2 separate regions of the Homo sapiens genome follow, and region 1 is linked to region 2. The links are chromatin contacts, found by Hi-C in ENCODE. All regions are on one chromosome and are shown on one strand. Each heading gives the region's core, a stretch centred on a gene start or an enhancer-like site at or near the end of the contact. The rest is flanking DNA. Distances are from core to core; before and after follow the strand shown.

The links. A loop is a pair of places that touch in the nucleus more often than their neighbours do. Pooled maps may share reads with other maps.
Region 1: a loop to region 2 is called in a pooled map, with 4 times the contacts of the local background. The contact joins the enhancer-like site here to the promoter of ABCF2-H2BK1 in region 2. A Hi-C loop is called at or near these places in 2 of 168 maps with a recorded cell type or tissue (chondrocyte and gastrocnemius medialis) and 6 of 50 pooled maps.

The regions. Positions count from the first base shown.
Region 1 is chr7:151,767,900-151,770,677 of GRCh38, forward strand. The region is part of intron 3 of PRKAG2 (protein kinase AMP-activated non-catalytic subunit gamma 2); the gene reads right to left. Among named protein-coding and RNA genes, the nearest start is that of PRKAG2-AS2, 37 kb to the right of the region's middle. Within about 2 kb of position 1,337, at least 3 of the 41 ENCODE cell types and tissues checked have a DNase peak (open chromatin) inside an H3K27ac peak, as active enhancers do.
Region 2 is chr7:151,225,368-151,228,500 of GRCh38, forward strand. It overlaps ABCF2-H2BK1 (ABCF2-H2BK1 readthrough), which reads right to left and starts at 1,838. Exons shown (of 17, transcript NR_160983.1): 1 at 1,796-1,838; 2 at 938-1,133. ABCF2 (ATP binding cassette subfamily F member 2) reads right to left here and starts at 1,838. Exons shown (of 15, transcript NM_007189.3): 1 at 1,796-1,838; 2 at 938-1,133. The coding sequence starts at 1,091. RefSeq lists a silencer at 1,615-1,674 and enhancers at 1,775-1,824, 1,935-2,014.

The sequences.
Region 1 (2,778 bases), core at 87-2,586, 540 kb after region 2:
TCATTTCTCCACAGCCTCCTTTTTCTCTCAGCCATTTTCCTCTAGAAGCAGAGCCTGAGGCAAGGATTAAGATCAAGGTGAGGTAGGGCAGGAGAAGCAGCAATGAAATGAGTTGTCATGCTGGCTGCTGATGCATGACAAGCTGCAAATAATAACATAATAATCAGAATAAAGAGCAGGGGAGCTTAGAAAGCATGTTCACTTGGCTCATGGGACTCCTCCAGGAGGGTTCTAGAAAGGAACTATATGTGGGGGGATCCATAGCCATCATCAAGGAGGAGGTTTCTGCCCAGCTTCCTCAAAGCCACAGTTCCTACTGGTCAAGTATTACTCTGTGGAGAGCTAAACTCCCCCAAACTTCTAGGCTGTATCATGCAGCCCCTTGTCATCATTCATGAGGCCAAACTTCCTGCCCAAATTTTAGGATATTCTTGAGGTAAGGGGAATACGCCTGCAATGACCCCACCAAAACCCCATTAGCAACGGCAAAGCTTAAATAAATCAGAAGCTTCATCAATAAAGTTTAGAACTCTTGTTCTTCAAGATCTCTCTTCCTATTCTTTCTTTCTTTCTTTTTTTTTCTGGAGATAGAGTCTCACTCTATTGCCCAGGCTGGAGTGCACTAGCACGATCCTGGCTCACTGCAGCCTCTGTCTCCTGAGTTCAAGCGATCCTCCTGCCTCAGCCTCCCTTAGTAGCTCGGATTACAGGCACATGCCATCATACCTGGCTAATTTTTATATTTTTAGTAGAGACAGGGTTTCGCCATGTTGGCCAGGCTGCTCTTGAACTCCTGGGCTCAAGTGATCTGCCCACCTCAGCCTCCCAAAGGGCTGAGATTGTAGGCGTGAGCCACTGCACCTGGCCAGTCTTCAAGATTTTTCCAAACAGACCAAGAAGGCTGCAGTTGGTGCCAGGACTAAGTCAATGGACAAGGACAGCCCGTGCCTGAAGAAACAGCGACTCTGTAGCCTTGCTCTTTCTTCCCATCCTGGGCCACTGTGTCATGATTCTTACCCACTCCTAATCCAATCCCCACTTGCAAGACCTCAACAGACTTGGAGTTCTAATGCACTGTGGCCTTCCTGTCCCCCTGAGATGCTCCAAAGCTCCATGGAGGGTGTCCCCCCAGTGCAGGGAGCAATGATGCTATCTGGTTTTACCAAAGGGCTGTGTCAGCTGTGCTGGGCAGGCAGCTTTCTACAGTGTTTTACTGCATTTAAGAGTCACAAGAAGAAACTAACCCAGGCAGAAAGGCTGTGAACAAACCTCAGTCAAGCAAAGAAGAGAAGACAAGTGAAAGTAAACATCAAAGAAAATGGCCCAGGAACTTTGAATGCAGTTGATGCTGTGGTTGTAGACTGCGCTGGGTTAGACAGTGCCCCCACTAATTCATTTCCTTTCCAGAACCTCAGAAGGTGACCTTATTTGGCAACAGAGTCATTGCAGATGTAGTCACTTAAGTTGAGGTCGCAGTGGAGTAGGGTGGGCTCTTAATCTCCTTTGACTGCTGTCACTTTAAGAAAAGAAAAAGAGACAGACACACACAGAGGAAGGCCACAGGATGATGAAGGCAGAGGCTGAAGTTACGCATCTACGAGCCAAGGAACCCCAGGGTTTGTGGGCAACTGCCAGAAGCTAGGAGGGAGGCCTGGAACAGAGCCCTCCCAGAGCCTTCAGAGGGAGCATGGTCCTGCTGACACCCTGATTCCAACTTCCAGCCTCCAGAATTGTGGGAACAGGAATCCGGGCAGCTTAGGCCATGCAGCCTGTGGTGCCTGTGTGACAGCCCCTGAAACTAACCTGTGGGCCATGAAGGCACGGATGCTGCAGCCGCATCTGGGGAGGTGTGGCGGAAACACGAGGTGGGCAGGTGGCACTGCTTGCGGGGCTGGGGTGCTGGGCTGACATGGCCGAGGGTGCACCCCCACCCCATAGAGTGGGCACCTAACCTGCTGGCCCCAGAGTGCGTGTGTCCACTGCTAGGGACCACGGAGGCCAAATTCAGTACCTTTTGAGAAATAAAGCTAAAATTCTAAGCCCCTAACCAACTGAAAGAACCCCCTCTTGGCCACGGGGACCCCAGAAAAACCTTAAAACTGAGTTCCCGGCCATAATGGGATGAGAGGTCGGATGTGCCTCATTACACCCCCTCCCTTGCTAACCACCATTAGGCTTCCTTCCCCAAGGGTTAAATGGAAACCTGCCCTTTTGAAAGACTTGCTCCATTCCTGAGATCAACCAGCTGTCTGATGCTGCCCCTTCCTTTTGCAGGTTCGACACAACCGACCAGCATTCCTTCCTGATAAGAGACCCCTGACCATGGAGTGGCTCTGACTAGCCTATGGAGGCTGCACACAGACAGTCTTCGCATCCTTGGCTTCACCCTCTGACATATAGGGCCTACTGTAATCCATTTAAAGGTTAAGTCTCCACCCCAGCGTGAACATGGATGCATGCTGCACACAATTAGCCAATTATGCATGTCTATGCTTCCTCTTTGTGAATATTCATAGCTCCTCCTATAACCTGTTGAATATGTACATTTGGCCACGCTGTTCAGCATAAATCCCTGTCTTCCACTCTCGCAGTGCCTGTTTCCAGCATCTGGCTAGAGACTATGCTTCCCAGCCTGTCAGAATGGTGACCTGCTGGCTGCAGCCTTTTTAAAGAAGTGATCCTTTCCAAATGTAGGAACCTTATCATTCTTCAACTGACACTTTGCTGGTCACTGAGCAAGGTGTGCTGGGAGGAGTGAGGGCTCTGAGGTCTCGCAGG
Region 2 (3,133 bases), core at 588-3,087:
GCAAGTCATAAAAAAAACCCAAGACAGGGTCCTTGCACTCAAAGATGAAACAATTTAGACAAAGAAACAGGAGATACAACATAAAAAGGTAAGTAACACTAAAAGACAGCAAAAGGGTATAGAGAATGGAAATACTGTGGTCAGGTTTGACTGAGAGACGCTTCATTATCTTGAGCTGGGCCTTGACAGAAATGTCAAATGTAGCTAGCAAAAACATGATGGTATTATAATTCAGTGTGTGAAAGGACAGAGATGTGGTGACTATCCAAGAGATAATAAATAGTCTGGATGGAGCAGAAGGCTGTTTAGGGAGTTTTCAGGGGGCAGGGAAGAGGGCTGGGATTGGACTGCCAAGGGCCTGGAATAGTCTTTACCGCATATGGCCATGTTTCCCAGTCTAGACGGTAAGTTTTTGGAGGGAAGACGGTAGTGCCTCAGTGTATAGCACCATGTCTAGCACTTGAGAAATAATAAATATTTCCCAAAATATAAATAACAGAAAGGGAGCTCTCTCCCAGGAAAAACCCCATAAATCAACTCATAAGTTACTCTCTTGTAGGTAGAGCCACTACACCAGTGAGAGGACAAGCTTATTGTATAATGTAGCAAAGAACCTGGCACATTGGTCACCATGCATAGAAATGGAAACTGAGAAAGGGGCAGGGAACTGATCCCCTCCTCACAATCTAATAGAGCAGCAAGGCAGCTCAGCAACTCTCACATCCGCTTGCCACTGAGTATGTGAGAACCTCGTCTTCGGCTTCCTTGCGCAATGACAGGGTGGCACGAATTCCAACTCTACTGATTTGATTCATCATGAAAAGTTGCATGACACCAGATACATTCTCCACTACCCCCAGCATCAAGATTCCAACTCTGGCTGGGGCATGCATTAAGTCTTAGCAACCATCCCCAACTCACCCCTCCCTCAATTCACCTGTGGTCTCTCTGCCATTGGCCTCATTCTTCTCTGCCACCTGTGGTTCTGTGACAACATCTCCATTTTCTTCATGTCCTTTTCTGGGCCGCTGTCGAGCTTTGGCAGCCTCCTTCTTTTTGGCTGCCTTCTTCTTGGCCAGGTCGGAGGGCATGATGATGACCCACAGGGGTAGGTTACTGTTGTTTCAGGGAGCCTGAAGGAAGGCAAACAGATACCCCCAAACCCTAAACTTACTAGTAAGAATGCCTGGGCCCTGCTCCATCCCTCTCAGGAATCTTCGTATCAACATCAAGCCTCTGATGCCCTGGCCTGCCCCCGCCTCGTCTGTTCCAACTTGGTCAGGGTATCCCAAACCAATGCCGATTCTCAGCGGCTCTTCTAATCTTAACATCTCTTCCCACAGGCACCAGTCCCCCACGGACTGCCTCACTTTGGAAACGCTCCTTCTTTCAGGGCCTCCGGCTGGGGACCAGGTTCTGCCCCTCAGCGGAGGTCTCCGTCTCCGGTTTCCCTACAACTTGGCGCTCCGCACTCAGCTAGCCGCCTCACTTTCCGGGCTTCCTCCTCCCGTCCGTCTCGGGCCTCTTCTCGATCGTCCCTCTCCACATCACCCGGCCGTCGAGCCCAGCCTCTTGCCGGGACGCACTCGTCCTCGCCCGCGTGAGTCCCCTCCGAGTCTCCACGCTCGTCACCCCCGGGTCCTCCCCCACCCCGCCCGTCAGCTTCTCTCCCTTAGCCCTATCTTCCCCCTCGCAGAGCCCTCCATCCAAACCCCGTCCCTGCTTCCTCTTCTAATTCTCTTTCCCCCTCACCGGCGGGGACCCTCTCCCTACAGCTCCCCTTCCCCTAACTCACTGGGCCTCGCTGCTCGGCCTATGTCGCAACAGAGCTGCTCCTTAGGATCCTCCGCGTGCGGCCGGCTCACCAGCCAATCACGGCCTCGGGTGGTTCTCGGCGCGCCGCGCTGCCTCCTTGGAAGTGTAGTCCTCAAGTTGCAGCGGCCAAGAGTGAGACCCGCCTTGAGGACTACTATGTATCCCACAGACCTCGCGGGGCCGCGTGACGCCATCAGGATGCGCGAGGCTCGGGGAGGGGGCGGGATTAGAGTCCAAGAGCTCTCTGCTAGCGGGCGCACTTCGGGCGCTGGAAACTGCAAATCCCAGATTGCTCGTTGGATAAACCGGCTGAGCCTTCAGGCTTTACCCCACCTCTCGAAAATCCATTGAGCTGTTGTGGAGTTACGAGTTTTTAGAGCTACCTAACCGACTCAGGCAGCAGGGCGTGCAACTACACTTCCCAGCTTGCCTCAGCGGGAGTAGATCGAAACAATGGGAGAGGAGAGGTGGGAGCGTGAGGGGAGGACTAAAATGAAGGGGGCGCTGGGCAGGGAGGGGTTCCAGAAAGCGGGGCATCGCTGCAAAGATGTTGCCAACGGAATTCCTTCACGAAAGAAAGCGCCTTGGTTTCATTAAACCTTAATTTTAGAGGCTGGTTCATTGTTAAACTTTTAGAAGGTGCCAGACGTTGTTTTGGAACCTCGGCCGCTTAGCCTCCCCGCTGCCGCATTGTTAGGTTTCCACTGAAGCCATGCAAGTTTGGTGGAAAGGGCCCCGAGATAAAAAGGCCCCTTGGCTGAGATTTGTTTTATTATTAGTTAGCCATGCTACCGGGCCCGTTACTTTCCCTTTGAGTCTCACTGTTTAAAATCTCTCACATGACATTTTGGGCTGGATGGTTTAAAAATAAATACAATCTCTCAAGGACTTCACATTACCTACATTGTAAACTCCAAATGTTTAGCCTCAAGTACAAGGCAGGCCCTTTGTGATCTTTGTTACTTCTCCAGGCTCCTGTGCAGCAGAAGCCTCACCATCAGTGACGTTTGGGGCAGCAAAGGAAGCTATTGCTCCCTTTGAGCATATTCTCCAAATGTGGCACCTTTTCGCCCACAGTCCGTGACTCAAACAATGAGAATTAGTTTTTCTTCTCAAACTCATACTTCAGTAGAACTTACCTACTTAAATAGTTCGGAGATTAAGCGTGCTATTTTACACCTGCATGCCTTTGAACATACATTTTCCTAGAATATCCTCCACCAACGAAGTGCCTACTATCTGTCAGGCTCAGATATATGTGCTGGAGTTGCAATGGTGCAAAGTCACTCCCTGACCTCAGGGAGCTCATAATAAAGAA